Linked DNA regions of Homo sapiens: region 2 is linked to region 1. Evidence: chromatin loops called from intact Hi-C (ENCODE). Cell type or tissue: GM12878. All regions are shown on one strand. Each heading gives the region's core, and the rest is flanking DNA. Links, peaks and the distances in the headings are about the cores only. Region 1 has its middle 34 kb from the start of IKZF1. Region 2 has its middle 41 kb from the start of FIGNL1.

The links. A loop is a pair of places that touch in the nucleus more often than their neighbours do. Peaks named below come from ENCODE experiments on the same cell type or tissue, not always from the same donor. Only the 100,000 strongest peaks of a DNase experiment are listed, where the experiment ranks them.
Region 2: a loop joins it to region 1, with 5 times the contacts of the local background. A loop is called at or near these places in 2 of 110 quality-filtered maps.

The regions. Positions count from the first base shown.
Region 1 is chr7:50,268,203-50,273,577 of GRCh38, forward strand. No RefSeq gene overlaps it. Among named protein-coding and RNA genes, the nearest start is that of IKZF1, 34 kb to the right of the region's middle. RefSeq lists an enhancer at 2,271-2,330. In GM12878, for the core only: a CTCF peak has its summit at 312 (motif pointing left); DNase peaks (open chromatin) are centred at 161, 2,629 and 4,779; H3K4me3 peaks cover 137 bases; H3K27ac peaks cover 1,983 bases.
Region 2 is chr7:50,407,017-50,412,391 of GRCh38, forward strand. No RefSeq gene overlaps it. Among named protein-coding and RNA genes, the nearest start is that of FIGNL1, 41 kb to the right of the region's middle. RefSeq lists enhancers at 2,820-3,320, 3,996-4,055, 4,556-4,635. In GM12878, for the core only: no CTCF peak of the experiment used is centred there; a DNase peak (open chromatin) is centred at 3,175; H3K27ac peaks cover 2,345 bases.

The DNA of each region.
Region 1 (5,375 bases), core at 146-5,145:
GTGTTTTTGGTTGTTTTCTTTTCCCTAGCCACCCACTAAGCCTGGTGACAGGAGCAGCTTCATGGGCCTGCGAGCAGTGCAGTCTCTCAGGGTTTTACAGTTAATGCTCTGTGGTTGCAGTCTTGAAACTGTGAATAAATTTACCTTGAATTTGTGTTTTGTCCGTAAAGTCTGACGAAGCAATGGAGCATGCATTGGGGACTCGGAGACTCTGCTCATGTGGGGCTCCCTTCCAGGTGCCTCCCCCTCCCAGGGATGGGTTCTCAGCTACCTGCCCAAGCAACCCCCAGCAACCACTGCCATCTGCTGGGAGGGGACCTGAGCCTGTGCATGGGAATGGTTGGGCCTACACAGTTGTGAACAGGGCCCTGGGTACCTGTGAGTGTCTGCAATCTCCCCATGAGTATTCCTGTGTCCAAGGGATGTGACATTAAATAGCAAGTAAAAAACACCATGACAAGAGAGAGACCCAGAAAGAAGGAAGAAATGTTTTTCCTGCCATTTGAGCAAGGGACCCCCTAATTTCAGTTTGCACTGGGCCCTACAAATTATGTAGCAGCCCTGTCTGGCAGAGGTGTGCCAGGTAACCCTATGTGTCCACTACCTTGCAAGATGGATGGTGGGCAATTGGCCCTTCCAGTGCCCCATAGGGCCTAGTATCTTAGATTGTAGTTATTCTTAAGGAATAGGATGAAAGGAGGAACAGCAGCAAAATGCCACCTTCATGACGTGCTCCAGAGACTGACCTCCTTCCACCTCTCTCTCAAAATTCATGCTCTGCTAAGCCAAGGGCCTCATTGGCCAACAAGTTGAGTTCAGGCCACCTCCTGCTCAAAGGAGAGGATAAAAAGTATTGTTGAATATCTAAGAGCTATATTTTTAACACTTGTGTCTAAAACAAGGTCGCAATTTTGCATCTGCAATAATTTATGCCTGGAAATAAGGAAGTGAAATTCCCACCTACTGGAAAGACAGTTAGGAGGGCTGTTCCATGGGGCAAGTGTGGTTTAGAGCTGTGCAAACACACATAGCAGGTGCAGGGAGACTCAGGAGCCATGAACAAGCAGCTGCCATGAGCACTACTGCTGGGTACCAGAGAGGGACCAGCCTTCTTTCCTCATTTGAAATGCGGGAAAGGGCAAGAGCGCATACTTTACAGGGGACAGGCAAGGTTTGAAGGAGACCAGACCAGAGCAGGATTTGTCTGTGTGAGATGTGTGTCCCCAGAAGGGCAGTCTGCACTGCCTGGCATTCCATCCCAGGAGTCTCACTGCCTTAAGATGCTTGCAATCCTCCCCTGTTAGGCTCTACATAAAACTGTGTAACTTTTTTCTGTCCTGCACATGCTGGTTTCCTCTACTGGGCATCCCTCATGTACTCTTCAGCCTTCACCTCTGCTGGAATTTCTTTCAGAAATCTCTGAGCTGAGATATGATTGGTACTGACTCCTCCACCAGCTTAGGAGTGGCCATGAGGGCTGACACCCATCCTGGTATCACACTACCTTGGCCTGTACAGGGTTAGGATCCAATCAGAGGCAAGGATATTTGCTAGGGCCTTGGAGAAAAAGAAGTTTGTCTTGTGGGAGACCTTCAAGGGCAAACATCATCCTTTTCTCTGAATGGTAGGGCATGAGAATACAAGGTCTGGATGTGAGGGCTGAGATGATCCAAGGTCCACCAAGTGCAGTCCACCAGGCCGGCACTGCAGAAGGCAGACCACAAAAGTAGAGAGAAACTGAGCCATTCATTTCACTGCCGATCCATTCACTGGATCCTGCCCCTGGCATCTGCTCTCAGCTTTTAAAATTGGAGCTGATACATTTCCCATATCATTTAGACAAGTTTCAGGTTTTTTAATTAAAAAATTTTTACTCATGTCATAGACATTAAATTATATATCGATGTTCAATTTGCATTTTCATAAAGTAGTGAGGTTAACTCTTAATTTTACCTCTTCTTGACCACATGGCACAGGAAAGCATCTCAAAGTCCTTACCAGGATAACTCTGTGGACTGGGTGATTGATGCACCCCAATGCGAGCCTAGAGCTTGCATTGTGCTCATTCTATGGAAAAACAGTCAATCTAAAGAGCATGGCAGAGTGGGCTATGGAGACTGTGGTGGGCAGAATTCTCAGACAGCCCCAGTGACCCTCACCCTTGTATAGTCTCCTCCCCTTGGGTGTGAGCAGAACCTGTTGAATGTGTTGAGATAACCACTCCTGTGCTTATATTACAGTTCATGGCAAATGGGGTTTTGCAGATGGAATTAAGGTCAGTAATCAGTTGACTTTGAGTTAATCAAGAGAGATATCATCTTGTTGAACAAGAGCCCTTTTCATCCGTCTCTAGTGGTCAGAGATGGGAAGTGAGATGCTCAAAGCATGAGAGAGATAAGACGTGAGGGAGATTCTCTGTGGCTGGCTTTGAACATGGAGGGGACCACCTGGCAAGGAACATGGGCAGCAGTGTGAGCTGACAGCAGTCCCTGCTGAGAGCCAATGAGGAAACAGGGCCCAGCCTTACAACTCAGAGGAACTGAATCTTCCAATAACCTGAATGATCTGAGAAGGCGGTTCTTTCCCAGAGCTTCCGGATTGAGGACTCAGCCCAGTGAGCATCTCAATTTCAGCCTCAGGAGACCCTAAGCAGAAAGCCCAGTCACGTTGTAACCAGCCTTCTACCCACAGAATTGTGAGGTGATAACTGGGAATTGTTTGAAGCCACTAATTTCATGATAATTTGTTATGCATCAATAGGAAAGTAACACAGAGGGACAGACCACAGCAGCTGTCTGAAGTCTCACCCAAAGCTACAAGGCTATTTGTACCCTGGCCTTCACAGTTATTTGGAAAATTAGAGTCCTTTTTCGCCTAAGTTTATTTAAATTCAATTTCCATTCTTGGTGACCAAAAGCCTCCCAACATATTTCTTAAGTTCTTATAATATCTTTTAATTTATATTTTATGATATGCTGCAAAGAATAGGACTAACTGGACCAGGGATATTCAGATTTTTAGCAACCTTGCTGAGAATTTTTAATTGTTTTCCAAAAGAGTAATGTCAATATATCCTGCCACCAAAAAAACAAACAAAAAAAAAACTATGAATTTACCAACAGCAGCATAAATCTACCATTATCACTCCTCTTGTATTATTTGGTTAAAAGGTGGTATTAATTTGTACCTGCATTTTGTTTTGTTTTTTAGCTTTCAAACTTAATATGTTTAATCAATTTGTGTGAACTCTCTGTTCATTAATTATGATCAACTTTCTATTGGAGTGCTGGTTTTTTTCTTGCCATTTTTCAGTGAGAATACCTATTAATTTTCTGTCATACTTAAACCATTTCTGTTTGGTTTTTTTTGAATTTTATTTCTATTAGGTATATTATACTTGTTTGGTAGAAGTCTCTTATTTTTATGTTTCATATCTGTTGTTTCCTTTAAGATTTCGTATATTGGCCCAAAATTTTGGAATCATAAAAACCTTCTGATATACACTTTACTTCTCTTTACTTCTATATTCATTTCCAGGATTTGTCCATGTCATTTATTTCTTCAAATACTCACGTCTTAGATTTATTTATCTATTTTGTTTTTGTGTGTTTTCTATTTTTTTCTTTTATCACATTTTTAAGGTGGCCTCAGTTGCCAGATACAGAATCTCAATTCAAATCAGCATGAACAACACTTGATGATTTATTTAAAAGACATTTGGGTAGTTCACAGATTCGAAGGCCAAGATGAAGAGTGACGAGGGTGGAGGAGGCCTAAGAGGGGAAAACTGCCTTCCTCTCTTTTTCTCTCCTAACTCCAGGAGCTCAGACTATTATTTTTTCCATTGGCCTAAATTTTGCCCTGCTGAAGAGAACAGGACAGCTCAGGCCTGAAGTTCTGCAGCTCCATCACTCAAGGCAATGATGAGCCCTCTTCCAGAAGCACCCAGTAAAGTCCAGGGAAGGGCCCAACTGGCCCAGCTTGGGACCCCTGCTGGCCCAGCAGATGGAATCCTATAACAACTGGTGAGTGTTGCCTCTAGAAGACACTTCTTCATTCTCACCTAGTGAGAAGGCACTAAAACTCAACATTGGTTTTGAGCTCTTCATGGTACAAAGCCTCCTAGAAGTCTGAACCAGGCAAAAGGCTGACCTCCAAAGTCAGGCAGTGGTCTCATCATTAAGAGGTGCTGGGAAGCTTCCTGATGACCCCCCTTCCTGCCATGCCCTGTGTTCTCCCGGAAATGACCGTGAGCACCTGCTACTGCTGGAGAGCAGGGATTTCCCAGGCTGCTGTAGGACGCAGGCTCCCAAGGAATCTCACATCTACCATTCATCTTTGGAAAGAGATTCTCTAAGTCAGGACTCCTTGGTTTTATTTGACCAAATTGAAAAGCTTTTGGATCGAGCTTTCCTTTGTTATTATAACAGCAGTAGGAAGACCAAGAAAGCAGTATTCTTTACAGAATACTCTACTTTGCCTGAATATCATGGTCTGCTCATGCTATTTACTACATAGTAATTTAACAAATTTCCTGGGCTCCCTTCTTAAATAAGTACGCTTTTTTAGTAATTCACTCCTCATTGGATACCACATTGCAATACCTAATGATAACTTTTAAGACACATTCTGGGAGGGGAGGGTAACAGGCTTCTCTCTGCTCTCTTATATACTTCTGTTTCTCCAGTTCATGTTGGTTAATTTTATTTGCATCATTTGGAGCTTTGATTTTAGTCAGCATTATTAATAATTTACTCTTTGACTTAATGGGGCTGCTGAGGGGATGAGACAGGTCTGATTGAAGCAGTGTGAGCTCCCTGGTATGGACAGCTATGGGCATCGTGTGTGTTGCCAAGTGCATTACAGAGTAATAAATGTATAACGAGTTGGGCCGTCTGGGTGTGCTAAAAATGAACTCTGAGTTAAGTAAGAGAAGCATTTCCATTGTGCTGCCTGTGCTACTAAGGAGCCCTTTCTGTGAACTGTCCTGAGCTACAGACTTGTTCAGAATCCACTTCTGAGAATGGGTGCAGTGTGTTTAAATGACTAGCCTTTGTGCCTGTAAACCCTGAATTATTTTAGAAGTTGGTTCTAATTATTTAGAACTGTGTCTAAATAAGTTACTTTACTCAGGAGAGATCTGTATCCCTGTTCCTAACCATGCACCATGGAACAGGTCTTTGGGTGCTACTCAAAATCTCTCCTTTCATTTATTTAGTTAGGCGTGGTCTAAACTGCACCAGTATAGCTTGTGGATGTGAAATGGTTAAACAGTAAAACCTCAAATGTGTGCAGCTGTGGGTTGGGAGAGCTGGAGTCTTCACCAGCTGGACACAGACAATGTGGGAGAGAGAACCACATTCACAATGGGGGAG
Region 2 (5,375 bases), core at 236-5,235, 140 kb after region 1:
GACAGGGACCCATCCACATCCCCCTTAGAGATCAAACAATTGTGTCTGCGAAGCAGCAAACCTCCTTCTCAGCCATCACCATGCTGGGCATGTTCTGGGTGAGCCTGGGGAAGATGATATGTGCCCCATCGTAAAGTGAAAGAACTGCATCTCAGGGCTCCACAGAGCACCCAGAGTCCAGTGCTGCAGAGGCAGGATGGGCCCAGGCCCCTCAAGCCCATTCTTCTCTTGGCTCCTGTTCCATCTCGGCAGTGCTTCCTCCAGGGAGGATGTGGGATTTGATACGTGGGAATGACAGGGTTTGGCAATCCCATAGCTTCTGAATTCCAGGGAGGGGAGGAGAAAGATGCGGGTGAAAACCTGCTTTCAGAGGGTTTTCCCTTGGCTGCCTCCTCAACCAAACTCACCCACAAATTGCATGTCAAGTTTCCCAACCTCCACCTAGGGGAGCAGGCTCTTTCACTTCAGAGAATTCAGAGGCATCTCGAGGGCATATGCCAGGGCAGGCACAGAGTGAGGAGGTGGGGTTGGGGGTTTTTGGACAGCTCTGGTCCCCTCCAGCCCCACAGAGCATGCAATGTGGCTGATGCTGCTGGAGAGCTGGTCTCTGAAAGGAGAATGCATGAATCTGAACTAGAAACAGAAGGGCAGAAGGACCAGGAAAAGAAATGAGAGCCAAACAGAGTCTGAGCAATGAAAGGATGTTTCAGAGAGCTGAAAACACAAGCTAAGCTAAGCATCAGTGGACTGGGAGAGCTCTGAAAAATATCAGGGAGCCTAGAGGTATCTAGTCAAAGATGAGTACAATTACAACCAATAAACTCAAGACCAAGGACAAGAGCAGGGACATTTCCCCCAATTAGACAGTGCCCCCTCTGTGTCCCTGCCCCCAACACACATTGACACATTTGACTTTTGACTCCATTCTGTTCTCTCTGCACTGCATCTTGTCTCTGGCTCTTCTTAATCTTAAGATCCTTCATTGGTTTGTTGAATAACTTGAGCTGCAAAGCAGAGACTGGGAAGTTGGAAATAAAGTAAATCAATATCTTCTTGATAAAAGAGACACTCCTGACATCACATAATGACTTGACCCACTCACATCACATCGCTCCTCAGCCTTCAGTGCCTGGCTATGTGCTGGGATCAAGGCTCACAGCATCACAGGGGTTGGGCGCTGTAACCACCTGCTTGTGCCATGTGTACTCCCTGTCTGTCTCTACAAGTACCATTGTCACCTCCAGTTCTGCAGATGAGGACTTCGAAGCTTGGAAAAGCTGAGTAACCTGCCTGGGGTCACACAGCTGGAAATACTAGGACCAGCACTTGTCCCTGAGCACCTGACTCCTGTGCCTGCACTCTAGAAAGCACAGGGAGAAATGACCCAGCACAAAGGTGATTACAAAACAAGGTGCAATGAAAAGCGCTCTAAAGTGCTGTAAAAGCCCAGTGGAAGGAAACATCACTTCTCACTTGAGGATTACAGAAGGCTTCCTGGAAGAGATCTTGTCTGATCCCAGCTTTTCGGAATGATTGGGATTTTGATGTTGGAAGCAGAGGATTGGGGGTGTAAGAAGGGCATTCAAGACAGAACAAATGTGAATGAAATCTGTTGTATGTCAGAACCAGAAGTCCAACAGCAATAGCCCTGTTTGTCTGGGAAAGAGTACTCAAGGGGAAAAAAATAGGAGATAAATTCAGAAATGTAGACTGAGGATAGGAGGAGTTTGAACAGGTGGATAGGGAGGCATCCAGGAGTCTTAGGAGGTGAGGGGGAGGGGGTGATGCAATGAGAACTCTGGAGACAGTGAAGGGGGCCATGCCATCCAGGCAGAAGAGAGGCTTTACCCACAGCAAGGATGCTGACACTAACCAGCAGAAGTCAGGAGAGGAGAGAAGCAGAGAAGAGAGGACTGGACTCTGCCACTAGAACGCAGGCTCCAAGAGCAGGGATTTTTTGTATTTATTTAATGCCATATCCTCAGTGTCAAAAAGAGTACCTGGAACATATTAGATGCTCAATAAATATTTGTTGCATAACATCTTTTTAAGATAATTAAATCTATTGTGCTTTGACGAGAGGTAAGGAGGTGAAACCCAGTCTCAGAGCCTATATGAGCCATTACTGAGAAAAGGGAAAATGGGCAGAGGATTGGAGGAGGGGAACTTGGCTTTGTGTAAGCATGGGTGGGACAGCCGGGTCCCCATGGATGGCCAATGCATTTGGGAGTCATGAGGCATAGGCTACTATAATGGGAGCTGTGACAGGTACATGTCGCCTCAGGAAAGAGGTGGAGGGTAGGGGATGGTTCTGGGGAGCGTGGGGAGAGGAGAAGCAGGAGGAATTAGGCAAAGGAAATAAGAGGGGCTTTTCCAGATAGGAAAACTCATTGGGGACAGCATCTCAGAATTGTTTTTTTAATTCAAAAGAAGAGGCCCACAAATAGGTTCAACAAAGCCAATGCAATAAGGAAGGGGGCAGAGATGAGACCACTGAGTCAAGTGTTTAGGATGCTGGCAATGACCTTCAAGTGGTGGGTGACAGTGGACTGCAAGGGTGGGCAGAGATGGGCTCTGGAGAGCAGCCGGCAAAGAAGACAGGACCCTGCAATGCAGCCCAGGCCTCATGGAGGCCGATGCTTTGGAAAGGCCAAGTTCTTGGCTGCACTTTTCTAAGGAGAAAGGTAAGAGCCTCATGGGGATACTCCCTTGCTTTTTCTGCTTTTTGACATGGCCAAGACAGGAACAAGGCAGACATCCCTAGAACTCTGTCTCCTGTCCACGTCTGGGATCTGGGCTTCTCAAGGCAGGCTGCATCACCTTCCAGCTCCAGGAGTGGCCCTGCAGGTCCTGGAGCAACAGCCTGGCCCCTGCCCACGCCCCCTCCTCCCTGGCCGCAGGCCCTGGGCCTGGGCTGAGCAGATGGGCCCTGGCAACTCGGTGAATCGGAACTATGGGAAGCAGATGCACCCGCCATGGGTCCCCGGGCACAACTGGAACCTGCTGGGGGAGGGAATTTGCATAATAAGGATAATTTGGTACCAAAACTGTCCCCTGAAGTGAACTGCATGGATCTCGATACAGTTAACAAATTTCACTTCTTCTTTCCCATGTTTTGTCAAACCAACTAGTTGTGACGTTGAGTGTGTGAATTGTCCCAATGTTTCTGTTTCTCTGCCCATGAGTCAGCCCTGGCTTCTCTCTCTGCTTTGCTACCCCCCTGGGCCTGAGGAGGTACCATGCACATGCATATGGGCCTCTCCTGAACAAGGCCACCCTAAGACCTCTCTCTGTGGTTGCGACCACATGTGATCCCAGGTTCCCAGAAGGCCTCAGTGGCTGCGGCCTCCTCTCCGCCACCGTCTCACGGTGCTGTTCCTCCCCAGGCACCTGCGCGAGCTTCCTCATTGTCATTCTCCCTCCAGCTTCCTGTGGGTAGAGGGTGGGCTGGGCCCCACAGTAAGGAGGGTGTGCAGTTTCAGGGTCCCTCAATTTGATTCCCCTTTCAGGGACCTCCTCCCTCTGGGCACTGCCCTGATCCCCACCCTCAGTGGGCACTGCCCCTTGCAAAATCCTCTGTAAATCCCCTCTGCCCACACCCACTTCCCACCTCTGTGAGCACCACGATTCCTTTTTTAAGTTGGTCTCTCATACCACCCCATGGGAGAATGGTTGTGTGTTTTCGTGCACTGATGGGAAATTAAAGCTGACAAGCATGGAGGCAGGGACCCCAAGAGCTGAGGGAAGCTGGTCAGCTGGTCTCCCAGGTCAGATCTCATCTTCAGGAAGGCATCCATCCTCAGTGAGATGTGACCCCAGATGATCCCCCAGCCTCCTCCCAACCTCCAAATCACACCCGATTCCCAGGTTTCCTCGCATCACAGGGCCCTGCTGGTCCTGGGAAGTCTTCCCATGCTTGGCTGCCTGCTGAGTTCTTCTGGGACAAGGCAGAACTTATTGCACCTAATTTTTGGAGCTTTCTCAAGATCTGGTCTCTGAATTCCTCAAGCCCTCATGTCAGCCGTCTTAGGGCTCTCACCCCGCAGTGTATGGGATGTCCACCTCCTCCATTGGACTGTGAGCCTGTGGAGGGCAGAGGCTGGTCTCACACATCCTGAGCCTCCAATAACAACAGAAAGAAGCTTCTGCTGGAGATTCCTTCCCAGAGCCCTGGACTCCCTGAGGTCTTATCTTGCCCCAGTCAATGACGTGGGCCTGAGGCCCATGGCTTTCCCTTTGAAGCTCTGGCCATCTTTCTACTTGCTCCACAGCCAACATCAACTGCCCTCCTCCCCTACTCCCAGAGAAAGGGCCAGACGCAATAGCGTGCTGACCCCTGGGCTTCCTGGGTGCTCCAGGAGGGTACTCTCCTCATCTTAGCATTCAGGCCCTTCTTTTGGACAAAGAACTCCTCCAGGGGACAGGCAGAGCCTCTGGCCCTGAGGTGAATTGGCTGAATCTAGAGAAGGGCTGTGGGGCAGGGAAGGCCGGAAGAGCCCCCTTTGGTCATGGAGGAGTTCAGCTGTGCAGCAGTCGGCGTGGGGGAGAGGGGATTTCCCTCAAGAAAGCTTCTGGGGCTTTTTATTTTCCAATGTAAACATGCTTTTAGTACTATGAATGTGTGTTTGTGTTAATGCTCATTCAAGTGCCGCCCTATATACATAGTTCTGTCCTGTCCCACCAGCATTGACTAGGCCTGACCTTGTCATCCCAGGACCAGGAGCCAGGGTCAGAGACTTGAGAATGTAAGGCCACCACCCTGGAGGAGCTGCGGGTGAAATGGGCAACCGTCAGGCAAGACTGTCCACAGACAAGCTCTGTGCTGCCGACACAGACACCCAGGACCCAAAGGTACACAGGACCCATGGGACCAAGTGCACCTCAGCTGAATCTTGAAAAAGAGAAGGCAGAGAGGGGACAAATTGAATTATACAAAATACTCAAAGCAAAGAAGGCAAGAAGAGTGGAAGACAAACACAAAACAAAACAAAAAGGCCCACACATAGAATAGAGAACAGTTACAAATGTAATCAACATGAATCCAAATGTACCCATAATCTCTTTAAACATCAATAGTCTAAGGACAGCAGTTGAAAGATAGAGTTTCAGTGGATCCAAAGATGTGACCCAACTAGATGTTGTCTATAAGAAATCCATTTTTCATGCCTGTAATCCCAGCACTTTGGGAGGCTGAGGCGGGTGGATCACGAGGTCAGGAGTTCAAGACCAGCCTGACCAACATGGTGAAACCCCGTCTCTACTAAAAATACAAAACTTAGCCAGACATGGTGGCACACGCCTGTAATCCCAGCTACTCAGGAGGCTGAGGCAGGAGAATCGCTTGAACCCGGGAGGTGGAGGTTGCAGTGAGCTGA